3 separate regions of the Homo sapiens genome follow, and all the other regions are linked to region 2. A link is a loop called in an ENCODE intact Hi-C map of the cell type or tissue named here. Cell type or tissue: heart right ventricle. All regions are shown on one strand. Each heading gives the region's core, and the rest is flanking DNA. Links, peaks and the distances in the headings are about the cores only.

Region 1 (10,156 bases), core at 1,269-9,268, 94 kb before region 2:
ATTTAGGAGAGGGATGCTCAAATAGTTCCGGAACAAGAAAACAGCAAAAGGTTAAGAGCCATTGACCTAGATGATCTTCAGTGACCTTTCAGCTGTGAACTTCTGTTAAAAGTAATCCTTGAGGCTTGAGGCTCTTTTTTTGCCCTGTCCTGTTTCTCTTTCCATTTATCAAACTCCTAAACACAAAACAAAAAACAGTTATCAAGTTTCATCAACTATAAAATATATATTTGATTACCAAAGTTAATATGATTATTAAATGGAATAATTCATGTAAAGCCCTTTACCACTGTCTGGCACAGAGTAAACAAACAACAGATAATTTTTTAAAAAAAGAGCTGAGGTGGAATTTATTGGTGTTACAACAGCAAGTTTAAATCCCTAAGCCAGTAGGCTAGGCCTGTGATTTTTTTAGCTCATTGGAGGAAGGTGATAAACTTTGAAATAGTCAGTGATTAAGGCTGGAAAATTCTTTGAGTTCTGAGAAAACCAGTAGAAACTCAGCTTTGTCCAAAACCTGGAAAATGATAGGCATTCAATCAATGTTAGTTTCTTCCAAAATTTGGCCTCATATTCCTCACTTTTTATCTTTTTTTCTCACCTAGAGGGTCCAAGGCCTAGAATGCTTATTAAAGACCTTGCAAAAAATAATAGAGTTACACTTTTTAAAGGTCTTACTAGAATTTTCTATAGCCATGGTTCTCAATATGTAGTCTTGGGGTGCATGTGAAGTAAAAACTACTTTCATCATAATACTAAGATATTATTTGTCTTTTTAATTTTCATTCTCTTACAAGTATCCAGTAGAGTTTTCTAGATGTGTGATGTCACAACAGCTGGAAGGCAGAACTAGGTACTATAATCCAGTTGTCTTCTATTAAGCTAGACATCAATGAGATTTTCAAAAGTGTAAAACAATGCCACTCTTCTCATTAATTGTTTTCTAAAAATAGTTACATTTTAATAAAAATATGGTATGTTAATATGTAATGGACTTGTTAAATGAATAAATACTTTAAAAACTTCTCAGTTTTAGTTTCTAATATGGAAAATATTGGTAGACATAATCCCCATAAACAAAAGCTCTTCATGTTTCTCAGTAATTTTTAAGAGCAAAAAGGGGACTTGAGGCAGAAATCCTCAAGAATCACTTCTGCTGATTCTACTGAGAATTACTTCTCTGTAGAAATAATTGTTCATTAAATGGATAAAAAATACGGAGAAAACTATGGTTTACCTTCATCCTGGACATTGTCATCATGCTCAATCTCTTGTTTTTATGAATAACTTTTAACTTTTTTCTCTAAGTGAAATGGACTTTTTTGCAATCATATTTTTTAGCTAGAAGGCTGACAAGAGCCAAATTCATAATAGAAAACTGATCCTATATGCCAGAAATGCTGACCAAAGCTTGGAGATCTGCCACACAAAATAATTCCATTTGGGAGTTTTTCATAAAAATGCTTGGATCTCCACCCCAGTTAGATCTTCTTTTTAACTGTACTCTCTGATCGTGTTAACACTTTGCCTCCTTCCAGCAGAATAACCTAAGCTTAAGTCTCGCTCTATTGTATGACTTTGACGACACATTTCTTCTTGATCTGACCTCTCTTTGTTTGCCTGAATGACCTTGTTTTCCCAGTTCCCTGGAGCAGGAATTATTCTTTGTCTATCTGGATCATGTTCTTTTGCTCCGAAGTCTCTCTGTCTATACTTTGTGTGAGTGTAAACATATGCGTTCGTTTATATTTTATTTTAGTGACTTTTTAAATTTGAAAGAATGAATGCTCCTTAATTATAAAATAGTCAAGCAATACAGAAAATTGTAATAGAAGACAGCAACAAATCATCACGGATTCCATCATATAGAAATAATCAGTGTTAACTTCTGGAAAACATTATTTCAGATTTCTTTGTATGCAGCTGGATGGAGAGTTAGACAAAATTTATTTAACACAATGGAATCATACCATTTATGCAATTTTAAATAAAAAGTTAACAATTTTCCATAGTATCTTAATTTTTATTCATATTTAACTTGCTACAAAAGATTCCAAAGAAACTTATCTTTATTTTCATTTTACAGTCTTCCCATGCCTATTACTCCAACATCATTTCTTGCTATGCTTCCACATACAACCTATGTCTTAGCTATGCTGGATTATTTTCAGGTTCCCTGAGCTCACTATGGTCTTTCTTACTTTAAGACTTTACGTACACTTAACAAAAGCCTGGAGTAGTTAGTCTCCTCAGATAAACCTGAATAACTCCTGACCATCTCTGGAGACCCACTGCAAATTCTCCTCTTTCCTTAAGATTTCTCTGAATCCTTTCTTCACCTTTAATCAGGGTTAGTTGATCACTTTACTGAAAACAGAGGATCACCCTCTGGTTCCAAATTACTTAGATGTGTTTCTGGCTTTACCAAATTTTTCTAGAATTAAACAGAATTGGCAAATTTTCAGTTCTTAATTAGAACATAGAAATGAAGTGTGGGAGAGGCAGTTTCGCATACTGATCATACTGTGGCAAGTGCTATAATTGACGTGATCAATAATAGTTCCTTGATTATGTCTTATTTGATCATGTCTATTATAGTACTTGCCACAGCATTCATATCTGTTGTTTTCTCATATGTTGGTCTCCTTGATGAACATATAAAGAAAGGAACAGGGACAATGTCTTCTATTTCTAATTTCAGTATCAAGTACATTATCTGTCATTTAAGTTGTTATTAACTTCCCTCCAATGAATAGATGAGTGAAAGAGTGACCCTAATGTTGCACTGACAACACCCATATTATCTGCATCATCTGGATTCTGTCATTAAAATAATCATAGAGAGATTACTAATCAGCCTAGCCCACATTCTTGGATTATATGTTGCAGGAGAGCTGTAGAAATATGAATGTTTGGTCACACATAGGTGGAGCTCAACCATCTGTTCTTTCAGCCCTGACAAAACTAGTCAGGAAAGGTATTAGGAAGAATGGGGCAAGTATTGTAAAGAAAAGAGCAGTAGGAACTGGCAGTAGGAACTAGTAATGTTGCTGGAAAATGAAGCCTATTGGGTATTCCCCTAATCTGCAAATATTCAAATCTAGAGCCTATGTGGTACACTTTGGGAGAAAACATAACCCTTGTCTAGCCTCTGAAATTGCACCAAATGGAAACAATTGCAGGCTCTAATACATTTTTTAATGCTACCTGAAAAAAATTAGTTTGGATGAGACATGATTTTATTTGTTTACTGGTTGATTGGTTTTTAAGACATTCAGCTAGCCTAGCAAGGCAACAAACAACATCAGAGCTGACAAAATGTCATCTTGAGAATTTAAGGAAGAAGAAGGGTTGAACTACTGTCCTATTAAAGCCCTCTTGACAAAAAATAAAGAATGATACTACTGAGTGAGGTATGGAGAATATTTTAACATTTAAAAATTTTAAAAATATATTTGAAGTCTATTATCTATCTATTAGTCTATCTGTCATCTATCTATCTCTATCACCTATCATCGATCTACCTATCTAGTCTATTGATTCTAAAAGAGGAAGCATAAAGTGATTTTTAGAGGAAAGAAAGTGAGGGAAAGTAACATTTGATGTGTATTCTCTGTTAGGATTTTTTTTTAACCTCCATGATCCTCAATTTTGTCTGTAAGGTATGGTTAATTTTTTACTTGCAAGGTTGTTTTAGAGCAAGTGTCTGAAACATAGTGAGTAGGCATTCAGTAAATTTTAATTTTCTTTTTTTAATCCAGAGTGGAATAAATAACACAAATATTGAATATTTTGTACCAAGTTTTAGAAAGCAGCAACCAGTAGATTTGATACAGATTTTTTTGTTTGTTGTTGTTTCTTAATCAGCCTCAGAGGAATCTTGAAGTAATGACTTTAAGCTAGGGATAATCTGTCTGTACTTGTATGTAAGTTCTTGAGCTCCTTAAATTTTGTTCTTGTAGCCAAAGCAGATCACCCTATTTGTGAATTTTAGGGTCTCTCTATATTTCCTCTTCTCTAATAGCCTCAGTATAGGAAACTGCCTCTCCCACCCTTCATTTCTATGTTCTAATTAAAAACGGATAACCTGCCAATTCTTAAAACTTTAATTCTAGAGAAAGTGGTAAAGCCAGAAACACATCTAAGTGATTTGGAACCAGAGGCTGTTCCTCCATTTCATCCTTTTCCTAATTACTGCACTTTATTTGTAGAAAGTAAGACAACATAAGATTTTTATTAATTGTACATTGTGGGGAAATGAAAAGAATAATATGAGACAACTTAACATATCTAAACAATCTTTAGAAAATGAACATGTTTTTCCTTGCAAATTTCATACTTCTTTGTGTTAGATGGCTTTATAATGCAAAAAATATACTTGTGAACTTCTACTGGTAATTCTATGCACTTTTAAGGAGAGTTTCACTCACTTTCACTTACCATGTTTTCCAAAGATTCAGTAAGATGTTGCTTAAAACCAGTTTCAAAGCCTGAGTTAGTGGCCTTTTAATTGTGTCAAATCATTATTAGAGAGGAAGCTTCTGTCTGCTCGCTTGATTAATTTCCAACCAAATCCAGAATTGCCTCAATCTTTACTTTTTAAAGATTTTCTACTTTTTCTTGCTCATTTCCCCACAGTTTACATACCCACCTTTGATTGTGTTAGAGTGCTCCACAAAGGTTGTACTCAGCATGTAGTATTAGAAAGTCTTCTCTGGTTATCAAGGACTCTTGGAACACAGGGACTATGTATTACACTCTAACAGAACAGCAAGTGCATGCAGTGTGTCTGCTACAAACTGACCTTCAATTTCCCTCATCCAAAGGTCATCTTTATCTAGAAAGTTTGTAAGAAGAGGAATTTTATCTTTCTTTCCTCCCATTTTGGCCACCCAGAGTTCCTCTTCAGTGCCATGTACTCTCCATGACAGTCTCAGCCATGGTTTGACATCACTGGGTATTTCTTGGCACAGAAATGCTTTACCTACAGGTTGCTAGCACACAGATGGTAGTAGAGGGGAAATATCTAACGGTATGTACCTATGACACTTCTCTTTCTAGCATCTAAGAAATTCAACTGTTCACAGAGGTTTCACATGGGGGCACCCCAGTTTTGAACTTTTTCTTTGTAGACCATACCTGATGTCTCATTTTTATCTTTCCTTTTATCTTAGAAGGGAGATGTGTAACTCTTTTTGAGTTATTTAATACTTCTGGTGTAATTTATAAGGAACAATTGCCCCCTATTTGATTAAAACATATTATTGAGAGTTTTAGCAATGTGGAATATATTACATTTAAATTTCAAATGGGTGTGGTTAAGGGATTATGGGGGTCATTTATGTACATAACCTATATATTTATATATACACATATACATATTTACACACACATACAATAAAGGCACATTAACGTTTATTCAGGATACCAGTGAAACTTTAGACATTTGTAAACGTATACTTAGAGAATAAAGCCTTTCTTTCTTGTAAATGCTTTAGACAGTGATTAGATTGAGGGAAAGATCAGATGTTGAGTTTTACCTTCTTTGGACTCATCATTAGTATCTGAGTGTTTCACCGCCGTCTAGCGGTAGAATATGGAATTACAGATGTATGGAATGAGTGCAGACGCCCTGACACGAGAGAGAGCTTTGGCTTGAGAATCAGAAACCTATACCTTGGTCATAGCAGCACTTCCAATTAGCAAGTTAATCTCTTCTATTGTAAATAAAGTAAATCCATAGATTTACTTTACTGCCATCTAGCTGTGCAGAGGTAGGATAAAAATCTATGGATTTCTCTTTTTATTATAGGTATAGACTTACTTTATCTATAATAGAAAGAGATTAAATATCAAATTTAAATTTCTAATTGTTCTTTGATAATTAGTATTTATATTCAGTGAATAAATGGTGATAGATAGATTGGTATGAATTGGTTACTAGCGTTAACTCCTATATACACAGTAATTTTGCTGAGTATCATTAATAGTATAACAGTAGCTTTTTCACTAGCAAACTAACAGACTAGTGTTATGTTGATTACATAGTACGATTTAAAGTTCATAAAGTACAAGTCCTTCTTAATATTACAATTTAAAAACTAGATTAGATAGATATATTCTGAGTCTAATCAGAAGAATGAGCCTGTTTGTTGTTGTTGTTGTTTTCATGTAACTTCTGCTTCTAATAGGGACTTGTGATTTTGAACACTCACTGATGAATTTCAGTTTAGTTTGAATTCCAAAAGTGAAGGTGGAGGAAAAGTAGCTTGATTTTTGAGTGAAAAGAGGATAAATTTGGATAGCACCAAATTTAATGGTGAGAATTATCACTCTTTTAATTAAATGCGGTGTGCTTGGCTTTTTTATTTTAACTTCCAAATTAAGGAAGTAATCTTTAAAGTTCTTACTAGTTCTGACAGTCTGCACATTTTCTTTGGGTTTTATAGTAGTAAACTTTCTACTGAGGATAGTGCATTTTGTACATAATTCTTCTACTCATCATTACTTCTCTCACTATTCATAATAAATTCATGTATTTTCTCCTTATAGGCAGGAATAATATATTTTTAACTGTTTTTCTTCTACTGGAAACCTCTGGACCCAATTAGCTTCTATTGATAGTGATTCTTCCATTAATATCTTTGACAGAGAAAATCCATGGTGTATAATTCTTATTTCCAGAGCTTGGGTTGTCTTAGAAAGTAGCTTCTTGGGATTATGTTTGATAATAATTGCTGTGATGATCATGATTAACCAGAACATCTGAGGTCAACTCATCAGTATAAAGCCTTTCTGTAAATGCTTTACAGAAGCATTGGACAGCGATTAGATTGAGGAAAAGATCAGATATGGTTGAGTTTTGTCTTCTTTGGAGTCCTTATTATTAGTACCTGAGTGCTTCACTGCCATCTAGCTGTGTGGAGGTGGAAGAAAACTGCATCTGATCCCATGGCAGGAAACTATGTGTTTGTGGAGATGAAAGAGAAGAGAAACTATAACTTGATGAAATGTTTATTGCCAATTTTTATGAAGTACAATTTTCTGGATCCTATATCCAGAAGGCCATGACAATAAATTTAAATATAATTGTACAGAATTCCAGTAGTGACACAAAAAGATGCAAATATTCTGAATATTCATGTGGGAAACTATGACAACATTCTTTGTTCAGGATGGGATGTGTTATAATGTTTCTAGAGACGTTTTGGCTCCTAAACCACGTCATTTAGCTCCTTGGATAGGTTTGTCAATAATTAATTAAAACAAAATCTGGAAAATCCAAATTTTGAAATTCGGAAATTTTTTTAAAACCTAATTTTATTCCCAACCACACAAATCTCTCTTTATTATATAGTTCTGAATATAGCCCCAAATGGTGTTTATCTTTTTCTTCCATTCACTATTTTCTTTCTTTCTTTTTTTCAAGGTGGAGTCTTGCTCAGTCACCCAGGCTGGAGTGCAGTGGTGCGATCTCGGCTCACTGCAACCTCTGCCTCCCGGGTTCAACCAATTCTCCTGCCTCAGCCTCCTGAGTAGCTAGGATTACAGGTGCCCGCTACTGCACCCAGCTAATTTTTGTATTTTTAGTAGAGACGGGATTTCACTATGTTGGCCAGGCTGGTCTCGAACTCCTGACTTCGTGATCCACCCATCTTGGCCTCCCAAAGTGCTGGGATTACAGGCGTGAGCCACCGCGCCCGGCCTCATTCACTATTTTCTAACCAAGGAGTTCAATGAATGTGGAGCCTTACAAAAACACCTGGCACCAAACAAAAGTAATATAGTACAGAACTATAGTTAAAATGAAAGAACAGACATATACCCTTACTACCAAAAGAGGAGATCATGTTAAATACCTTAATTTCATGTATGTGTCTCATTTCTTCTCTGGGTTAGTTCTTATCTTGGGCTAGTTTATGTTGGCTTCTTATTCAAAGTAATAACTCCTTTGTTCTTGGACATATTCATAGAGTGGGGTGTTGCTATCTAAGCAGAAGGAACCAGAGCCTGTTCTTTCCTTTGTATGGTAACCGCTGGCCTCAGAGCCTCTTTGTTTTTTGCCCACATCCTCACCGTATATTCTGATACCTCCTGACAGACTTGACTCTGACTCTTGCCTTTGTCTCCCCCACTGCATATGGTTGCACTGCTTGATGAATATCTATACCTATACTCTTCAATTCCTGCAGGGTCTTGGCTGTCAAGAAAGTGACTGAAAATGTATCTTTGACTTTTGCTGTCATTTGACTACTCATAACTATCATTTGATTGGCCATGGCTGTATACTTGTCTTTCATTGGTACTGAATCCAGACTGACCCTAGGCATCTCTTGATGGCCCATGACTTAATACCTATCTGGCAAAACCTGTGCTGGATCTTACCTGCCCATGAAAAGTTGTATCTCCGAAATGTTGCTGGCTAGATCCATGTATACCTATTGTATTGAACTCTAACTTCCCATGCCTAGATCCTAATTGCTCATGAGTGTCTTTCTCCCAATCTTCTGAATGCTTTTTGTTATCAGTATGGGATTCCTGTTTTCTGATTGAACTAGATTTTGAATGGCCATGAACTGATATGGATTGTCCATGGCCAAATCCAAGGTGGTCATTTGACTGGCTATGTGTACATCCCTCCCTTCTGGCTGTGTTATATCCAGGTTGAACATAGGTGTTGTTTGACTGTTTATGAGTTACTATAGAATGTCCATGACTAGATTCCTGACTTCTTATAATAATAGGTCGAGACTGATACTGAGAATCAACTGAATGTTCATAACTTACCATTGACTGTTCATGATTTAAACTGTGTCTTCCTGTTCTTTTAGTTGCTTTGGATACTATAAGGTCAGAACTAGAAAATAACTGTCAATGTCTAGACAGTTGCTTGTTTGCAGTGCTGTCTGTTGACCATGAAAGGTGAGAATTACTGATGCTTTTTCTGCTGCCACCAGAAGGCCCATACCCAGTGTGCCCATAGTCATATTCTGCAGGTCCATAGCTGCCATGTTTCCAAACCTGACTTGATCCATGCCTTTGCCTTTCACTACTATGTGACTGAAAATGACTTGCTCTACTAGATCTGGAACCTGTCTGTGTGGATTGTCCATAACCAGAATGGCCATGTCTAGTGGTATCTCCTGTCTGTCCATGAGTAGTTTCCAGTCTCCCATGAACTGTGGATCCTGGCTGTCTTTGTTGAGATCCAGCTTGGCCCTGAATGTGTCCTGAATGTGTGTGTGAGCCCCATGAGTGCACTTCACTGTCACTGGACTCACTGTGGCCAGATCCCCTTCTTCCAGTTGTCCTGGACCCTCTCTGTGTGGATTGTCCATAACCATAGTGGGCATGTCTAGTGGTATCTCCTGTCTGTCCATGAGTAGTTCCCTGTCTCCCATGACCTGAGGATCCTGACTGTCCATGTCGAGATCCGGCTTGGCTGTGAGTGTGTCCTGAATGTGTGGGTGAGGCCTCTGAGTGCACTTCACTATCACTGGACTCACTGTGACTAGATCTTTGTCTTCCAGTTGTCCTGGAACCTGTCTGTGTGGACTGTCCATGACCAGACTGGCCATGTCTAGTGGTATCTCCTGTCTGTCCATGTATAGTTCCCTGTCTCCCGTGAATGGCAGATCCTGACTCTCCATGTTGAGATCTGGCTTGGCCATAAGTGTGTCCTGAATGTGTGTGTGAGACCCCTGAGTGCACTTCACTGTCACTGGACTCACTGTGGCCAGATCCCCTTCTTCCAGCTGTCCTTGACCCTCTCTGTGTGGACTGTCCATGACCAGAGTGAGCATGTCTAGTGGTATCTCCTGTCTGTCCATGAGTAGTTCCGTGTCTCTCATGAACTGAGGATCCTGACTCTCCATGTTGAGATCCGGCTTGGCCATGAGCGTGTCCTGAATGTGTGTGTGAGACCCCTGAGTGCCCTTCACTGTCACTGTACTCACTGTGGCCAGATGCCCTTCTTCCAGTTGTCCTGGACCCTCTCTGTGTGGACTGTCCATGACCAGAGTGGCCATGTCTAGTGGTATCTGCTGTTTGTCCATGAGTAGTTCCGTGTCTCTCATGAACTGAGGATCCTGACTCTGGATAGTGAGATCCAGCTTGACCGTGAGTGTGTCCTGAATGTGTGTGTGAGACCCCTGAG
Region 2 (10,156 bases), core at 1,136-9,135:
CTGACATATAAATGAGAATGCATGATATTTGTCTTTTTATGCTTGGCTTATTTCACTTAAGATAATGACCTTCAGTTCCATCCACATTGCTGCAAATGACATGATACCATTCTTTTTATGACTGAGTAGTATTTCATTGTGTGTATGTACCACATTTTCTTCATCCATTCATCTGTAGATGGACACTTAGGTTGATTCCATATATTTGCTCCTGTGAATAATGCTGCAATAAACATGTGACTGCAGGTATCTCTTTGATTTCTTTTCCTTTGGGTAGATACTCAGTAGTAAAATTGCTGGATTGAACGGTAATTCCATTTTTAGTTCTTTGAGAAATCTCCATGCTGTTTTCCATAGTAGCTGTACTAGCTTTCATTCCACCCTACCCATCAACAGTGTGTAGGGTTAGGGTTCCCTTTTCTCTACATCCTCACCAACATCTGTTATGTTTTGTCTTTTTAATAATAGCTTTTTTAATTGGAGTGAGGTGATATCTCATTGTGGTTTTGATTTGCATTTCTCTGTTAGTGATGTTGAACATTTTCATATACCTGCTGGCCATTTGTATGTCTTTTCTTTAGGAAAGTTATTATTTAGAGCTCTGACTGTGGTTCTGGCTATTTAAAGGAAGTGCTGGCTGGTTTGGGGTGGGCAGGTCCAAGTTAGTCATGTTTGGGGAATGTTTGACATGTTTGGGGAGGCTATGCTAATGACTGTCATATTAGCTTTGACCTTCCCGCCCTAATCTCACAATAGTGTACTTCTCTGCATCTCAGTTTCCTCACCCTTAAAGTAAGTATGAAAATAGTGCCAATGTTATTGGGCTGTGTGAAGATTAAGTGAGTTAATCTACATAAAGCATTGAGATTAGCTTTAGGCACCTTGTAAATGCTTTATAGATTAACTTGTTTAATCATCACATAATCCAGTGAGGTAGGTATTATATTGTCCTTACTTTACAAATGAGAAAGCTGAGACCAGAGAGGTGAAGTCATCAGCTCAAGCTTGCACAGTTGTTAAGTGGCTGAGCTAGGCTACACATCCAGGCAGTCTGTCTTGAGAGCCCACATGTCTAACCACTCAACTCTCCTGCTGCTATCCTATATTGGGGTGGGGAGCAAAGACGGATAAGGAAGGAGTAAAGCCTGGTCTTTCCCTCCCAGAATTTAAGATGACAGTCAGGATCATGCAGAGACTTAGGGTTCATGCTTGTCAGCCCCACCCTGTACAGTCTTATCCAGCCACACCTCTTTCAGGAAATCTTCCCAGATGAGCTCTACCCACATGATCAATCCTATTTTCTCCATTCTCTTTGAACTTATGAACCTAGTTTTCTGCCTGTTGCTTTGCAATGGTTTGACAATTATTATCAATTCAATGGATATTTATCAAATGCCTGGAATGCAGGACCGGAACCATGGGATATGCAGACATAGATAAACCATATTTCCTTTCTGCTGGGCATTTATAACTTTGTCAGGGACACAGACAAAGACATAAGAAAGACACATGCATAAGAAACACAATTTGGTATCAGTATTGTAAAAGAAATATGAACAATGTACTACAGAGGCGTGGAAAAAAAACTTGTTAATTCAGACTGGGGTGGGTGGCCTTGGGAAGGCTTCTCAGATTGTGTATTTGCATCAGGGTCTTGAAGGATGGATAAGAGGCATGGTGGGGAGAACAATCAGAGGAGAGTATGAACAAAGACTCAGCCTGTAAAATATTCCCAGCAAATCTAAGGCAGCACTGTTGGTGATATTATAGTTGCCTTGTTATCACCATTAATAAGAATGAGAACTCTCTGTCCTTAAGAATGTGTTTGCATCTCATTTAAATTATTAGTGGGGGCTCTGCATTCTGTGCTTCTGTTCTGGATTTCTCCAGGCAGACACAAGCATGCTCAGAGGTTCCTTGTCCTGCAAGGGACAAACTGCAGAGAGGGTGGCTGTGTTCTCTGGTTACAGTGCTTAGCTGCAGTTCTTGTCTACCTGGTCTGGCAAGAGCAATCCCTCTAGGCTGAAATGAGAGCAAAGCTGGCATCTTGCATGGCTGATTCTACTTAGGAGTGAGGCAGGAGACAGTGCCTAAACTTTTTAGTAGTGAACCTAGCAAAGATGTTCCAGCACCTGGTTCTGGAGAAAGCATCCAGTTGCATTGCTTTGGGTCATTCTGAGGTCTTGGGTTTGGCTTCATTTAATAGGTACCATGTGGGCTTGGAGTTAAGGTGAGGAATCAAAATACTAGATCACCTCTGAATAAGCAGGAAACATTTTCTGGAAAATAGTTTTCAATATTCCCATCTACCCACCCATCAAATATCTGTCTAGCCCCTTCTCAGTGCCAGGTAGTGAACCTAGTGCTGGGGACCAACCCAAAGATAAAAAAGATGCAATTCTTTCACTGAAACTGAGTTGTCGAGTGACATACAGTCACACAATCACAACACTGAGTACTTTAACCAAAAGGCACAGGGAAGGGGCACCCAGCACAGAATTAGGATTAGAAAGTTGACAATTCTTGAACTGAGCCTCAATGGAGAAAAAGGAGGCAGCCAAAGAAGTAGTTCAGACCGAAGGTGCGGTGGAAGGCAGAGCATAGGATTCCCAGGAACACTTTTGATGAGGGTGGATAGAGGGGAGTTGGGGAGAGAGAGACAGTGTGTGTTTGGGGAGAGGTGGAGGTTGCTAAGCTATGTGGCTGGAGAATGTGGGCAGAGTCAGGTCAGGAAGGTTCTTTTGGGCCTTGCAACAGTGTCTGGACACTACCCTTAGGGCACCGAAGGGTTTTGAGCTTACAAATGAAATGACTTGTTTAGCTTTGCGCTTTATAAAGGACACTGTCTGCAGTGAGGACAATGCAGTGGTGAAGGGGCAGGAACAAATGCAGGGAGAACAAATAGGAGTCTGTTGCCTTTATTCAGGAAAAAGAGAATGGAGACTTGGCCTGGGCAGGGGAGTTGGACTAGGGATGGGGAGAGATTTGAGAGGTTTTTAAGGGGGTAGAATTGATTAGACATGGCTATGAAGTGGATGTGGGTGTTGTGGGGCAGAGAGGGATCAACAATGACTTTTAATGGTCTGACCTTGGCCACCACTGGGTCCCTGGTGATGCTCTTCACTGAGACAGAAATCAGAGAAGGAACTGGTTGAATCAGGGCTGGTGGCAGAGAGATGAGGTCAGTTTTGGTCATGTTGAGTTAACTGGAGATAAGGAACTGGACTGAGAATGCCGGGTCCTAAGTAAAAGATTTGGAAATCTTCAGTATAGAAGTCCTAGTTAAAAAGTTGAGAGTATTGGGTTTGAGTGAAGTGTATAAAGCAGATCAAGAACATTTTAAAGAGGATTGGAGAAAAACAGGAAAAGAATTGTGTCAAGGAGAGAGCACAAATATGGCCTGCATCAAAGAGACACAGTAAGATGAAGACTGAAAGTTGCTTGGCATTGACAATATAAGAGCATGGCCAGTACCAGAGACAGTAGACCTGAGATGGAGCAGGGACCCCTTTTAGGATCCTGTGGGACCCTCCACGCATGGAAATAAAGAAAAATCCCGAGTTCCTTCAAGGGAAATTCCAGGCACCTCGCTAGCCCTGAGAAATAAATGGGCAACTTCGTAAGCAAGAAGGTAATAGTAACCTAAAAAAATAGCCAAGGAAGTTAGAGTCACAGGATGTTACATTTCCCATAGAAACCAAAGATATCATCTTAACATATGTCCCTGAAGTGTTTTCTAGAAATCTAGACCCCCACCTACAGGATCCACTGGCACATGGACCTCAGATAAGGGGGAACTGAGGACTGAACTCTGACCATCTTTCTTTGTCCTAAAATTCTTCTTTAGGGGCCTGGAGGAAGTCATGCCCACGGACCAGAGCTAACATTTTTTTTCTGCTGTCCCAAACATTTTAAACAAATCTTCTTTCCCTTAACCAATTGCAAATCAGAAAATCTTTGTATCTGCCTATGACCCGTAAGGCCCCTTCACCTCCCTGCTACTCCCACCAGGCTTCAAGATATCCCACCTTTTTAGGTCAAACCAATGTATAACCTCCGTGTATTGACTTACAGTTTTTTCTGTAATTTCTGCTTTCCTGAAAATTTCCCCTGCCTTCAAAGACCCTTGATTGCAAGCATCAGAGAGTTCAGGTCTTAAGCATGAGCTACCCACTTCTCCTTGCTTGGCACCCTGCAATAAATGCCTCACTTTCCCCCTCTCTGCAATCTTGATGTCAGTGTTTGGCTTTGCTGTGTTGGGCGGGTGGACCCCAAATTTGTTTCAGTAACAGACCTGGAAGTGCAGGAGAAAGAGAGTCAGAATGCCGTAGGCTAACAAGTGAGTGGGAGGTGATGAAGAAAGAGAGAGCAAAGATAACTTTTCAATAAATTTCGCTAAGATGGTAAGGCCAAAGAGAGAGGATGATGAAAGGAGAGGTAAGTTGGAAGATTACTTTAAAATGGGAAAGGCTTGATCATGCTTGCATGTTGAGGGAAAGGAGTCAGTAGAGAAAGGTAAACATCAGCCTGTATCCTCCAATGCAATGGGATCCCAGCAGGTCCTCTGGGCCACAGGGTCCACAGGAAACTCCAGGCCCAGTCGGCAAAGCAGCCTTCTGGGCTAAAAGGTCACCACCATGCTAAGTCCTCCGCCACCGCCCAGGCCTCAGCTTCTTTCACCCTCCACCAAAGGCTGTCTCAAGTCTTTGTTCTACAAAGGAAGCCCCAGCTGGTAGAAGAGCTGACTTCAGATCAGCTCAAATCTCCCTTCATCTCCAAGGCTTCGGCCTGTGTTTAGCAACGGGGAGCCTTTCTTGGCTCTCTGCTGCCAACAGCCATGAAAGAAAAGGCAGTGTGGCAGCTGTAAGGGTAGCTGGGGTGGAAGCCTCGAGTCTCGGTTCCCATCCCGGCAGAGGGCCGAGTTACCCCAGCAAGATATGGGTCAGGCTGCCACCTAGTGTTCAAGTCAACGTGTAGCAGGAAGGCCTAGCATGCCACTAACTGAGCAGCAAATAGGTGACAGAGGGATAACCGAAAGCCTGCAAAGAAGCCAGAATTCAGAGAGGAGCGCACCGTCCTGAACCAGAGAGAGAATGTGTTTCAGGTGGTGAAGACAGACAGCGAAGCTACTGATCAGCCGGTGGCAGAGGCCAACAAAACAACCTGCACACAGGGCTACAGTTACAAGGCATTTTTACCTGTATTTTCTCTCATGCCATCCTTTGGGTTAATTATTATGGTTTTCCCGATTTTACAGACGTGTCTTCTCCCTGGAAAGTTCAAAAGACTTGTTCAAGTCAGTAGCCTGTTAGATGGCAGAGCTGGGATTTGAAAAGGGATCTTCATACTTTGGGAGGTGGGGGTGGGGTGGGAGCACTGAGTTTCACATCAGGAGGAAGGGGAACAGCTGAAGGCAGAGTAGCCATGACGAGTGGGGCTCTGGGCAGAGCTAAACGATAGGGACCTGTGCCCAGCGGACCTTAAGTTACAGGGTTAGGCTGGGAGCTGAGAAACAACCACCACTGCCCAGATGTGTGCAGTGCCTGCTGGGCCTTGAGCAGAGTTTGCCAGTGAGACAAGCTCTAGAAAGTCCTGCACAAGAGCCAGGACAGGCACTGGCACCAGATCTTAGGGGGTCTGGGGAGGAAAGTCCACAAGGATGACTGCCAAGATGGCCAGTGACAGGCCCAGTGGCCTGCTGACCAGAGGCTAAAACGGGGAACGGAAACCAGAGAAATGCACCAGTGAGGGCTCCTGAGAGCAGGTTAAGACCAGGGGAATCCAGCCCTGGCACCTCCTGGTAGGAGTACAGGGAGGCAGGAGGAGAGAAAAATCCAGTCAGCTCTCCTGCTGGCAGACACTGGCTTGGAAGGGAGACCAAGGACTGACTGGGGATGCTGCCAGTGGGGAATGGGTAGGTAGAACTGACTTCTGTTCAGAGCCCCCAGGTGAGAAACAGCAAATGTGTTTTCTTTTCACCTCCCCAGACTGTGCCAGTAAATGTGTGGGGGCAGCACCTGGGGGCCAGGCAAAGGATCTCTGCAGAGATGGGTGCTGGGTCCTGGGTCCACATGTCAGCCAAGACAGTTGGTCTTCAGATGGTTTAGGATAAGGACTCTGTGCTTGGTACAGTTTTCTACCTCAGCCCCTTCCTGGTGGCTCTCTTTTGTTTTGCTTTTCTTTTGGTTTTCCAAATAAAGTTTCCTTTGAAAAAAATCACCCCCACTCCTGTTTTTTTTTCTGAACACAAAGGCAGAATCATTTGTTCCCACGCAGTGCAAGATAACGAACCATACAGAAAATCCCGAAGGGCCCAGGCTTAGAGTTTGAGTTGGATGAGAGGTGAGCTGGGGCAGGGAGAGAAAGCAACTAAAGAAGGCTGGCCACGTGCGGCCTGGGCTGCTGGCAACGTCACTCCCTTGGCCCTCAGAGACCTCTGCAGTCCCACACCCTCTTCCCGCTCAGTGCACTGGCGACCCCTTTCTTTTCCCTGCATACTCAGGATCTCCTTGCTTTTCCACTCAGACTACCTTAAAATTTTTCTTAAAAAAAAAATCTTGCTATACTAGTAAGAGAGGCCCAGCATGGGAAAGTCAGGAAAGAATATAATGAAGATAACATCAATCACATTACTTTTGAATTAATTAAAAATAAACAACCTAATCTCATCTTTGATGACTAGTAGGTTCCTCCCACTTCCTTTCCCAGCCACTAAAGGGTCACTGGTGCTAGGGTGCCTCCCATACAGTGGGGGCTCAGCCCATGCTCGCTGGGTGGCCGATTGTTGACTGGTGCTCTGTGAGCTCCAAGTTTCCTGTAAACATTAGAAAATACAGCATGGGTTTTGGGTGGCAGCTACTCTGGGGCATACTGGCTGGGGAACTGGCAGAATTCCACAGGCTGGTTTTTCTCAAGTTAACTGGTGGCTTCCTGCCATGACAACAAGCTCAGCCCTGTGGGAAGTGGGTTTGGATGGTGCTTCTGGATCACCTCAGCGTGAGTCAATCCTGGGAGGGGTTGGTCTGTCAGCAGTCAGATGTTGGGTACCTACTGTGTACCAGGCACTGGGGATGCAAAGATGGAGGTCCCTGGAGACAGGCTCCACAAACTAACTGGAATTTAATCTGGACTTAGATACAAAACACTGGGAGGGCAAAAAGGGAGGCGTCTGTGAGTGGATCAGTCTCCAGGAAGGCTTCATAGAAGAGGTGACCTGAGAGGTGGGCCTTGAAAAGTGAGTAGGGTATAGTAGTAGGTTGTGGGGCCTCAGGGGTAGGTGAGGTGAGAAGAATCTATTCTAGGAAAAATGAATAAAAACAGCGATCTGGAGTTATGATGGTTTAAAGTGTATCCTGGAAACAATCAGCAGGACCTTCTGTGGCTCACATTTTCAAATCTGTGCCACACTGTGCAAGAGAGTGGCTGCTGTCCCAGAGACCCCATGTAAGCTGCCAGCTGCCCCTGAGCTGCGGTGGGCCCTCTCCTTGCTCCTCCATGTGTCTCTTGAGTTTATCTAGCAGGGAACAGGCATGTCTGTGTGTGCTGTCCAGGCCCAGTTCCAATGCCCCTTCCTTGAAGCCTTTGGGATTCTCTCTAGACACATGTGGGTGCTTTCATCACACCCTGTCCTTGTTGCTGTTATGGCCCTGTCCACACTGATGGTAACTGTTTTCTTCACTAGGTCTGCGTGTTCCTCACAGGCAGGAAATGTGCTTGGTCTGTCCCAGCATCTAGATTCTCAGCATCTGGTACTGGATCTCACGTAGAGCATACAATTAAGTGTTTGTTAATTCTTAAATTTGCTCTAGGGACACATCCCCATCTCTCTGCAGATGCAGGCTCAGTTTTCCCATCTACACCCATTTTAGGGATGAAAGGAGGACTCTAAACAGTGATGGTCTGATGGAAGATAAGAACATCCAGGGTAGATTGTCCTCATCAACCCCAATTAGAACTTGATTGAGAAGGTCACAATCCAGTCTTCTGTAATGACAGCCCATTATTTAATTGACTGAAGCAGGTTTTGTCTGGCAGCTTGACAAGTCATACTGCACGGCCTCTCCCACTCCACCTACAGGGCTAATATGTGACAGATTTAGGTGGTAAATGCTTGAAATGCCTTGAAGATTCTGCTCCAGCCAGCAACCTTGCTGTGACAAGGGCGGGCCCTGATGACAAATAGTGGCCTGATTACTGGACTCATTGTTCCCAAAATGGGCCTTGGGAGGCTGCCCAGTGGCTGAAACAGCTGCTGAACTGCCCACCATGGACTGGGAGAAGATGAGAAGCACGTCTCCTGGGTTCACGTCCTGTTGCTTCACTGACCCCATTTAGTAACCTTGACCTTGGCTTTTCAGATGAGTAGCCAAATGAAGATGAGAAACATTTTAAAAAATCTCTAATTCTTATAAGGGAGTTTTGTGGTGATGACCTTTCAAGGAAGGATGGCTGAATGAATGGATAAACAGAGGGATGGATTTGGTGGATGGACAGGCAGTGAAGCATCAAATGATGGACATATGGATGGTAGAATAAATGGATGAATGGATAGAAAGCCAACCTGTGCTGGCTTGTGTCCTAGAGACATAAAGTGTGCCCTCCGAGGACAGTGCGGGTGGGTGCTGCTGGGGGATTCTACTGCAGTAGTGCGTTTGTTTTTAATTTCTGAGAGCAATTTTTGAAGGGTTGCTATGTGTAGTTGAAAAGCTATGTGCAAAGCATAACTCTTCCATATATTTTTCAGAAAACAGCAATGAAGTGAATGCAACTGATGCCTCCTCAAAAGTTTGCTACCTGCCAAGACTTTCAAGCATGAAAATATCTTTATTTTTCCCTTTTAAAATTGATGGGTAGGCCATATGGGAGAGAGGGAAATACTGACAAAGAGGGCACCTCAAGAAAAGCATGCCTATAAAAATAATGTGACAAACAATGAAACAACACACAAACAGTTTGACAGATAAGAGAGCAAAGGATCACCACACGCCCGTGATTCTAGAGCAAGTGGTGACTTTAGTGTGTGGCTGTGCTCATGCATATGGACCTTACACAACTGCAATCAGCATCTGCATACCTACACCCAGTAACCTGCTTTCTCTACCTAATATGATATAATGAGCATTTTTCTATATTGCTACATAGTCTTTATAATTACTTTAAATGACTGTATAATATTCCATTCATTATATCACTGCTGAATATTTAGGTTGCTTGTAGTTTTTCCTTTGCTCATTTTTATGAATTAACAAATGTAAAGTATTTCACCCACTACCTTCAAATTATATATACTTGGTCGGCACTTTATTTCCTTCCCGTTCTGCCCCTTTATATAAATAAAGAAAAGTATGAAAGATTCATATATGAGCTTTTCTTTAGGGTAAATGTATTAAGATAAATATTGAGTTCAAGATTTAAATAATTGTATGGCTTTTCACACATACTGATGTCATGTTACTTCTATTAATAACAATGATAATAAGTAGCCTACAGTTACACATATTATCTCATAAAATTCTTTCAGCATCTCTAAGAAGTAGCTAGTACCTTATTTTAGATGAGAAACCAGGGGCTCACAAATTTGCATAATTTGTGTCTCTCCCTTATTTACGGCATCTGGCACAATGTGTGGTGCATAGAATCACTTCAATAAATATTTGTTGAATGAAGTCTGTAAGCAGGGATTCCATGATTCAAATCCAATCCAGATTTATTTCACTTCAAAACATGTGCTTTTCCCCTTAAACCTTGCCAACTGGCTGTTGACATGCATTTGGTGGGGGTAGAGATGCAAGTGTTGCCACACCTTTTAATTAAGGACTCAGATCTAGTGGAGCATCCACTCAGGCTCAGGGCAAACATAGGGGAGCTAGGGTGCTATGGGTGGGAGTTGAGGACCTAAGATATAGTTACTCTAGAATTGTACCTACTTGGCTTTTTCCATAACTCACCCATGTGGAGCTACTATATAGTTCTAAGACCAATGGCCTAAGAGAGTGGTCCTAAGTTCTTGGTGACCACATTCAATTCAGAGGTTTTGCTGTTGTTTTGTAGCTTTGTGATCAGATGTCCTGATTATGCATTTACAGAAACACTGTCCTCATTGGAATCAGTCTCTAACAGCCAACTCTATGAGCTGAGGAGGTAGAGTATCCTCCTG
Region 3 (10,156 bases), core at 963-8,962, 300 kb before region 2:
TCTTTATAGAGTTTTATTTCATCAAATTGTGGTGAAAAGTCTTCTTAATTTCCATGGAGAGATGGCTCTTCAGCTTTCTGGCTTTTTTTTTCCTCTCAAAGGAAACAAACTATAAAGAAGAGGAGTGTTTAGTAGTTCACTGAATCTTATTTCAAGCTGCTGAATGTGACTCCTAGTCTTCTGGAAATTCCTATCTTTCTTGGGAGCAAATTTTATAAAAATAGAGGACCCTTTCTTTGAACTTCAAAGACAAATGAAGGGAGAAGAATTAGACCATTTTAGCTTGTAAATGTGGGGAAATAACTCTTTGAAGAGGTTGGCAGCATTGGAAGTATAGATGTTTCCCAAAAGAGCTTGGCTGAATTTTTTCAGAGCAAGCATATGGGCAGTGGCTGCATAGACCATTGGACCTACTAGGACAGCATCCGTGGTGTGATTTACAAGCCCCTCAGTGCTCTGCTCAGACACGTGGAGGGATTAGGTATCAAGTGTGACTGCTTCTATTTCTCAACTACTCACCACAAACTCATCTGGCTATACCATAAGTGGGAGTAAGATACATAGTGAAAATATCCCATAGCTTTATTATTTTAAAACTACGTTCTGGCAGAAGCTGGCAGACCATTTGGCAATGATGTCAAGGCAGAGATTTCCTGGTTATGTGGGAGGTTGCACTAGATGACCCCTTTAAATCATTGAATCATGGAGTTGGATCATCTAGTTTAACTTAGAAATCATCTAACTCATGTGCACAACGTGCAGTTTTGTTACATATGTATACATGCTGGTGTGCTGCACCCATTAACTCGTCATTTACATTAGGTATATCTGCTAATGCTATCCTCCCCTATTCCCCCACCTCATGACGGGCCCCGGTGTGTGATGTTCCCCTTCCTGTGTCCAAGTGTTCTCATTGTTCAGTTCCCACCTATGAGTGAGAATATGTGGTGTTTGGTTTTTTGTCCTTGCGATAGTTTGCTGAGAATGATAGTTTCCAGCTTCATCCATATCCCTACAAAGGACATGAACTCATCCTTTTTTATGGCTGCATAGTATTCCATGGTGTATATATGCCACATTTTCTTAATCCAGTCTATCATTGATGGACATTTGGGTTGGTTCCAAGTCTTTGCTATTGTGAATAGTGCCACAATAAACATACGTGTGCATGTGTCTTTATAGCAGCATGATTTATAATCCTTTGGGTATACACCCAGTAATGGGATGGCTGGGTCAAATGGTATTTCTAGTTCTAGATCCTTGAGGAATCGCCACACTGTCTTCCACAATGGTTGAACTAGTTTACAGTCCCACCAACAGTGTAAAAGTGTTTCTATTTCTCCACATCCTCTCCAGCACCTGTTGTTTCCTGACTTTTTAATGATCCCCATTCTAACTGGCATGAGATGGTATCTCATTGTGGTTTTGATTTGCATTTCTCTGATGGCCAGTGATGATGAGCATTTTTTTCATGTGTCTGTTGGCTGCATAAATGTCTTCTTTTGAGAAGTGTCTGTTCATATCCTTCACCCACTTTTTGATGGGGTTGTTTGTTTTTTTCTTGCAAATTTGTTTGAGTTCTTTGTAGATTCTGGATATTAGCTCTTTGTCAGATGAATAGATTGCAAAAATTTTCTCCCATTCTGTAGGTTGCCTATTCACTCTGATGGTAGTTTCTTTTGCTGTGCAGAAGCTCTTTAGTTTAATTAGATCCCGTTTGTCAATTTTGGCTTTTGTTGCCGTTGCTTTTGGTGTTTTAGACATGAAGTCCTTGCCCATGCCTATGTCCTGAATGGCATTGCAATTATAGTTTGCTGTCTTCCTATTATGATTAGAATCAATGAAAGCCCCAGCCAAATCTCTCATACCTATTGTTGTTAAAGCTGATGACCATTTTTCCTCCTCACTCATATTTGCTTCTCTAAAGCCTATTCATTCTCAAAGGCTCAGGTCAAATTCTTCTTCCAGCAAGCGTCCCACTAGTATTCCCCAACCAGATGTAATTTTCTCTTTACCTGTGCTCCCCTGGCCCTTGTGCTTGATTATAAGCCTAGCACAGTATTCTTTGAATTAAATGTGTGATTTAAATATACTACATCTCTTAGTGGGCTGTGAACTCTGAGGGCAGGGATGGCATGATTCATGTTTGTGCATCATGTCTTATGTGTGGCTGTTCTATCAAAGACTTGGCTTGATTTAGTTACATACAAGACTCTACTCCACGGATTGCAGGACCCATCATGTAGGCTCTTTTCATTGGTTTGGGAGGCAAAGAAGGGATTTAGAAACATAGACTCCTGAAGTCAGACATGGATTTGAATGATTTTTCTCTCCACTTAGAAGATATTTGACTTTGGGTAAGTTATTAATCTCTGTAAGCCTCAGCTTTCTCATCTGTTAAATGGACATGATAAGAAGCACCTAACTTACTAGAGTTCATGAGAGGATTATATGGAATAAGGATATACCTGGCACTCAGTATTGTGCCTGCCACACACTTCGGTGCTCAGGGAAAGCTAGTAGTGGTTATTTTTTTTACTCCTATTTATAAATAATTGTTTTATTCTTTTGGATTAATCACATGGAATTGTGATTGTCTTCCTGCTCATAGATTGTGAGTCCTTGATAGAAGACATCCGGCATCTGTACCCCTAGTGCCCAGCACAGTGTCCAGAAAATTGTTGTCATCAGCGTTTGTTGAATGAATGCATGAATCTAAGGCTTTTGAACTGCAGCCCGAAGGTACATATGTAAGATGTTGCTGTTATTAGCAGGCATTGCGTTGCTGAGCCTTAAAAATGAATAAGACCAATGCTTTCCTTGGCTTTAGGGAGATTATGATCCAGTATGAAAGGCACACTGCAAGTTACTTTTTAAGAGATTGTATTTTAACACTAGTACTCAGTAAGTGCTCAATTCAAGTTAGGCTCCTACTGCCTTAGTAAGTCTTGTAATAAGTTAGCTAATAAAAATGGTGCAAATTCATTTTCTGCTTGGTTCTCAAAGAAAACAGGAGACATGTAGGTGCTAGCCTACATGTTAGGTAGTTTTGATTTGCATTTTTCTAGGAGTTCTATGGTTTCAGTCTTACATTTAAGTCTATTATCCATTTCAAGTTAATTTTTGTGAGTGGTGTGAGAGAGGGGTTTTGATATTTGTTTAATTGTTGCTTTTAGTGCATTATGAACTTTAAAATAAGCAGAATGAATTAGAATTCCACAATAGAGGATTGAGAATAATAGGAACAGAAAGGTGGAGTGGAAAAGTTGATGACTAAGGTAGGAGTAGGGAATGACTTTATGGAGATGAAGTATGAAGTGAGATTTTAAGGACAAGGACAATATTAATCTGTCTATTTAAATTCTTATCACTTATTAAAATCCTGGACAGATGCCTTCTCTACAATGAAGACACTTGTTTTGCCCCACCTCAAGTGATCTGCCCCTTTTTTGAACCTCCATGGCATTTTCTTTCTTAGGGTCTTACCATCGTCTGTTACAGCCCTGGGTGTACATGAAGTGATCAGCAAATATTGTTACATTGAATCATTGTTACATTGCATAGCTAAGCACCTGCCTCTATCCCTGCCTAATTGCAAGCTCTTTCAGGGCATGAGTTGTGTCTTCACAGTTCTCTAGTGCCTACAACACACCAGGTTCCATGCCAGGCACCCCACAAATCCTTACAGGCAATTGATAAAGAAGATATCATTGAAAATTTAAAGTCAGGAAACCAAGGCTGAAGTCACACAGGATGTTAAGTAGGTGGGCCAAGATTGGAATCTATTTCTACTGGACTCAAAACCTCTGCTAGTAACTTCGTAGCACACTACATCTGTTTGCACAGTTAGGGAATCTAGTAAAATGCTCAATAGCTATTTGGGATTGAATTTACTGAATGAACTGAATGTGTCTCATTCAGTGGCAAGCAAAACTAGAGCAAAGCCCTACAATAATTGGGCTTGGGGTAGTGATATAAAAAACCAAAAAGACAAACAAAAACAGTTGCCAGGGACACCCAATCAGGCAGCCACCAGCACGTGTCCCTTTTCACACAAATTAACTGTTTCAGCAGAAACTGGTGACCAGACTATACAACAAAAGTATTACTTGTTCACTGGGCAGAGAGTGCCAAATTGTGACCTGTTGTTTTTGCAACAGTATTTGTCACTTTGCTTAGATATCTATCTCTTAAGGAGGGAATGTCTTAAGGAATCCATTGACCAGCAGGCGGCACTAGAACTGCATGGAATAGTTTCCTCCAGTTTGCATCCAGGGTGTTTTCAGCCTCTGGAATATTTACTTAACCAGGCTAGCTGATTGATCTAGACATTTAGTTATGAAATCATAGCATTACAGTCTTGAAAGAGACATTATAGATTGCATTGTTTCAGCTCTTCATTTTAAGGATGAGAAAACTGGAGCACAGTCTGGTGACACACATGACCCAAGATTGGATGTGGTATTGGTAACAGTGCCAGAACTAGAATTCAAGTTTCCTTACTCCCAGTCCAGGGCTCTGTCTCTCTCTTTGAATGATGCTACTTAAAAAATCTTTTAAATTGTATCTTAAATTTAATTTTTCCTCCTTCACTGAAGTATAATTGATAAACAAAATTATATAAATTTAAGGTGTACAACCTGATGACTTGATATACATATGTATTGTGAAATGATTGTCATTATCAAGTTAATTAAAGCATAGTTACCTTTTTTAGAATTGGACACTGTCACTTGCAGCAACACGGATGGAACTGGAGATCACTATGTTAAGTGAAATAAGCCAGGCATATCGCATATTCTCTTATTTGTGGGATATAAAAATCAAAACGATTGAACACATCTCCATGTGTATAAGAGTATAAGGATGGTGACTAGAGGCTGAGAAGGGTAGTGGGGGGGGTTGGGGGGAGGTGGAGATGGTTAATGGGTACAAAGATATTTTAAAGAATGAATAATACCTAGTATTTTATAATACATCCAAATGACTATAGTCAAAATAATTTGATTGTACATTTAAAAATAACTAAAAGAGTATAATTAAATGGTTTGTAACACAAAGAATAAATGCCTGAGGGGATGGATACCCTATTTTCCATGATGTGATTATTAAGTGTTGCATGTCTGTACTCAAGTATTTAATGTACCGCATAAATATATATGCCTACTACGTACCCATAAATATTAGAAATAAAAATTGTTAAAAGTTATCTTTTTCTTTTGTGGTGGGAACATTTCAGATTTATTCTCTTAGCAAATTTCTTTTTTTATCAGAATATCAGCACATTTCGAGTACACAATACAGTATTGCTAAGTACAGTTGCTATGTTCTACATTTAGATCTCCAGAACTTATTAATCTTAGAACTGAAAGTTTGTATTCTTTGACCAATATCTCTCTATTTCTCCACTCCCCAGCCCCCAGCAGCCACCATTCTACTCTCTGTTTCTATGAGTCTGACTTTTTCAGATTTTACATATAAGTGAGTCATACAGTATTCGTCTTTCTCTAACTGACTTATTTCCCTTAGCATAATACCCTCAAGCTTCATCCATGTTGCTGCAAATGGCAAGATATCCTTTTTTATGGCCAATTACAGAACACACACACACACACTCTCTCTCTCTCACATACACACATACTCTCTCTCTCTCACACACACACCCCCCACAATTTTTTTTTTATCCATTCATGCATTGACTTACACTTAGATTGTTTCCATTTCTTGGCTATTGTGAATAGGGCTGCAATGAACATGAGAGGGCAGACATCTCTTGGGAGATACTGATTTCATTTCCTTGAGATATACACCCAGAAATGGTATTGCTGCAGTATGGTAGTTCTATTTTTAATTTTTGAGGAAATTCCATACTGTTTTACATAATGGCTTTACTAGTTTACATTCCCACCAACAGTGTACAAGGATTCCTTTTTGTCCATATCCTCCCCAACACTTGTTATCTCCTGTTTCTTTGACAGTAGCCATCCTAACAGGTGCTAGCTCATTGTAGTTTTGATTTGCATTCTTCTAGAAGTTCTATGGTTTCAGTCTTACATTTAAGTTTATTATCTGGTTCAAGTTAATTTTTGTGAGTGGTGTGACAGAGGGGTTTTGGTATTTGTTTAATCATTGCTTTTAGTGCCTTTTCCTCTTAGGAATGCAAGTTACTTTTTAAGATATTGTATTTTTTTTCTTTTTCTTTTTCTTTTCTTTTTTTTTTTAGTATTTATTGATCATTCTTGGGTGTTTCTCACAGAGGGGGATTTGGCAGGGTCATAGGACAATAGTGGAGGGAAGGTCAGCAGATAAACAAGTGAACAAGGGTCTCTGGTTTTCCTAGGCAGAGGACCCTGTGGCCTTCCGCAGTGTTTGTGTCCTTGGGTACTTGAGATTAGGGAGGGGTGATGACTCTTAACAAGCATGCTGCCTTCAAGCATCTGTTTAACAAAGCACATCTTGCACCGCCCTTAATCCATTTAACCCTGAGTGGACACAGCACATGTTTCAGAGAGCAGGGGGTTGGGGGTAAGGTTGTAGATTAACAGCATCCCAAGGCAGAAGAATTTCTCTTAGTACAGAACAAAATGGAGTCTCCTATGTCTACTTCTTTCTACACAGACACAGCAACAATCTGATCTCTCTATCTTTTCCCCACATTTCCCCCTTTTCTATTTGACAAAACTGCCATCGTCATCATGGCCCGTTCTCAATGAGCTGTTGGGTACACCTCCCAGACAGGGTGGTGGCTGGGCAGAGGGGCTCCTCACTTCCCAGAAGGGGCAGCCGGGCAGAGGCGCCCCCCACCTCCCTCCTGGACGGGGCGGCTGGCCGGGTGGGGGCTTCCCCCCACCTCCCTCCAGGACGGGGTGCTGGCCAGGCGGGGGCTGCCCCCCACCTCCCTCCCGGACGGGGCGGCTGGCCAGGTGGGGGCTGCCCCCAACCTCCCGGACGGGGCGGCTGCCGGGCGGAGATGCTCCTCACTTCCCAGACGGGGTGGCTGCTGGGCAGAGGGGCTCCTCACTTCCCAGACGGGGCGGCCAGACAGAGACATTCCTCACCTCCCAGATGGGGTCACGGCAGGGCAGAGGCGCTCCTCACATCCCAGACGGGGCAGCAGGGCAGAGGTGCTCCCCACATCTCAGACGATGGGTGGCTGGGCAGAGACGCTCCTCACTTCCTAGATGGGATGGCGGCTGGGAAGAGGCGCTCCTTACTTCCCAGACTGGGCAGCTGGGCAGAGGGGCTCCTTACATCCCAGATGATGGGCAGCCAGGTAGAGACGCTCCTCACTTCCCAGATGGGGTGGCGGCCGGGCAGAGGCTGCAATCTCGGCACTTTGGGAGGCCAAGGCAGGCGGCTGGGAGGTGGGGGTTGTAGCGAGCCGAGATCACGCCACTGCACTCCAGCCTGGGCAACATTGAGCACTGAGTGAACGAGACTCTGTCTGCAATCCTGGCACCTTGGGAGGCCAAGGCTGGCGGATCACTCGTGGTTAGGAGCTGGAGACCAGCCCGGCCAACACAGCGAAACCCCGTCTCCACCAAAAAAATACGAAAACCAGTCAGGCGTGGTGGCGCGCGCCTGCCATCCCAGGCACTTGGCAGGCTGAGGCAGGAGAATCAGGCAGGGAGGTTGCAGTGAGCCGAGATGGTGGCAGTACAGTCCAGCTTCGGCTGGGCATCAGAGGGAGACCGTGGAGAGAGAGGGAGAGGGAGACTGTGGAGAGAGAGGGAGAGGGAGACCGTGGGGAGACGAGGGAGACGGAGAGGAGAGGGAGAGGGAGAGGGAGAGGGAGAGGGAGAGGGAGAGGGAGAGCGAGAGCAAGAGCCAGATATTGTATTTTAACAGCAGGTACTCAGTAAATGCTCAATTCAAGTTAGGCTCCTACTGCCTTAGTAAGTCTCGTAATAAGTTACCTAATAAAAATGGTGTAAATTCGTTTTCGGCTTGGTTCTCAAAGAAATCAGGAGACATGTCAGCTTCTTAATGACCTTATAGCTTTTTTTAAGGAACAATGAAATACATAACAGGAACAACGGAAGAACACTTGTATATGCTGACATCAGCAAGCAAAATGCATACAGTTCAGCCAGTGATTCACACTGATGAAAATCAACAGTAGAAAGAAGGGTTTGTCATTGAGGGATGATTAGAGAAGATAAGTTTTAAATTGGCCTTTCAAGGAGTTGATGGTTAGGAATTGTTGGGTTTGAACTCCAAGGGAGAAGAAGAAGTAAGGAAGTGTCTAAGGAGTGAGAAAATAGAATGGTCACAACCTGGGATCCTACAATTCAGGGAGGGCATTGGTGGTGCTGAGGGGAACCTAGCTACCATTTAGGGGTGTTTAGGGGCTTGTTGGTATGCAGTGCACAGGAAATCTGAGAGAGAAAAATGTTGGGTACTGTGTTTTGGGAGAAAGTGAGGTGAATGAAAGCAACATTACCCGTAGGATATGACAATGGGCATAGAATGGTGGTGCCGGGCATGGAGGAAAAGAGTCATGATGTGATGGAGAGAGTCTGTTCAGTTGAATTTGATTTGGCAAGCATCCACCAAATATTTACCTGAAATATTCTAGGTGATACAATGAATAAGGCATGAACCTTTTCTTGAAGAAACGTGTATTAGTTTTGTGTTGCTGTAAAGGAGTGCCTGAGACTGGGTAATTCATTTTAAAAAAGAGGCTTATTTGGCTCATGGTTCTGCAGGCTGTACAAGCAGCATGGTGCCAGCATCTACTCTCTTTCTGGTGAGACCCTCAGGAAGCTTACAATCATGGCAGAAGGCAAAGGGAGAACAGGTGCACCACATAGCAAGAGAGAGAGCAAGAGAAAGAGGAGGAGGTGCCAGTCTCCTTTAAACAACAGCTCTCACATGAAGTAACAGAATGAGAACTCATTCATTACCTGGGAGGGCACCAAGCCATTTATGAAGGATATGCTCCTGTGACCCAAACACCTCCCACTAGGCTTCACCTCCAACATTGGGGATCACATTTCAGCATGAAATTTGGAGGGGACAGACATCCAAATCATACCATTTTACCCCTAGCCCACCAAATCTTGTGTTCTTCTCACATTGAAAAATATAATCTTCTCTTCCCAACAGCCCCAGAAAGTCTTAACTCATTCCAATATCAAGTCCAAAGTCCAAAGTCTCTCATGAGACTCAAGACAAGTTCGTTTCACCTATGAGCTTGTAAGATACAAAACAAGTTATTTACTTCCAAGATATAATGGTGGCATAGGCATTGGGTAAACATTCCCACTCCTTGGCTGGGTGTGGTGGCTCATGTCTGTAATCCCAGCACTTTGGGAGGCCAAGACAGGCGGATCACAAGGTCAGGAGTTTGAGACCAGCCTGGCCAACATGATGAAACTCTGTCTCTACTAAAGATATAAAAAATTAGTTGGATGTGGTAGCGCTTGCCTTTAATCCCAGCAATTCAGGAGGCTGAGGCAGGAGAATTGCTTGAACCCAGGAGGTGGAGGTTGCAGTGAGCCAAGATCATGCCACCGCACTCCAGCCTGGGTGACAGGGTGAGACTCCATCTCAAAATAAACAAATAAACAAATAAATAAATAAATAAATAAATAAATAGATAAATAAAAATTCCCACTCCAAAAGGGAGAAATTGGCCCAAAAAAGGGGCAATAGGTCCCACAAAAGTCTGAAACCCAGTAGGGCAGGCATTAAACCCTAAAACTTCAAAATAATCCTTAACTCCATGCCCTACATCCAGGGCACACTGATGCAAAGGGTAGGCTCCCAAGGCCTGGGGCAGCTCTGCACCTGTGGCTTTGCAGAGTGCAGCCCCTGTGACTGCTCTTGTGGGTTAGAATTGAGTGCCTGTGGCTTTTCCAGGCTCAGAATGGAAGCTTCTGGTGGCTCCACCACTTTCAGGTCTGGAGGACAGTGGCCCCATTTCCCACAGCTCCACTAGGCAGTGCCCCAGTGCAGACTCTATGTTGGGGATCTCCAGCCCAATATTTCTCCTTGGATATTCTCTAGTAGAGTGTCTCTGTGGGGACTCTGCACCTCTGGCAAGCTTCTGCCTGGGCACTTGGGCTTTCCCATACATCCTCTGAAATCTAGGTGGAAGCTGCCAAGCCTCCTTAATGCTTGCATTCTGTGCACCTGCAGGCTTAACACCATG

What was found. Hi-C counts contacts between places; a loop is a spot of excess contacts. Peaks named below come from ENCODE experiments on the same cell type or tissue, not always from the same donor. Only the 100,000 strongest peaks of a DNase experiment are listed, where the experiment ranks them.
Region 1: a loop joins it to region 2, with 2.1 times the contacts of the local background. A loop is called at or near these places in 34 of 110 quality-filtered maps.
Region 3: a loop joins it to region 2, with 3 times the contacts of the local background. A loop is called at or near these places in 35 of 110 quality-filtered maps.

What each region holds. Positions count from the first base shown.
Region 1 is chr1:152,341,739-152,351,894 of GRCh38, forward strand. FLG2 (filaggrin 2) reads right to left here. Exons shown (of 3, transcript NM_001014342.3): 3 at 6,997-10,156. The coding sequence ends at 8,872. The region is part of intron 7 of CCDST (cervical cancer associated DHX9 suppressive transcript); the gene reads left to right. Among named protein-coding and RNA genes, the nearest start is that of FLG2, 13 kb to the right of the region's middle. In heart right ventricle, for the core only: a CTCF peak has its summit at 5,591 (motif pointing left); no DNase peak of the experiment used is centred there.
Region 2 is chr1:152,436,101-152,446,256 of GRCh38, forward strand. No RefSeq gene overlaps it. Among named protein-coding and RNA genes, the nearest start is that of CRNN, 27 kb to the left of the region's middle. In heart right ventricle, for the core only: CTCF peaks have their summits at 4,953 (motif pointing left), 5,157 and 6,502; a DNase peak (open chromatin) is centred at 4,921; H3K27ac peaks cover 779 bases; H3K27me3 peaks cover 1,937 bases.
Region 3 is chr1:152,137,932-152,148,087 of GRCh38, forward strand. No RefSeq gene overlaps it. Among named protein-coding and RNA genes, the nearest start is that of RPTN, 16 kb to the right of the region's middle. In heart right ventricle, for the core only: a CTCF peak has its summit at 4,228 (motif pointing right); a DNase peak (open chromatin) is centred at 4,230; H3K27me3 peaks cover 1,774 bases.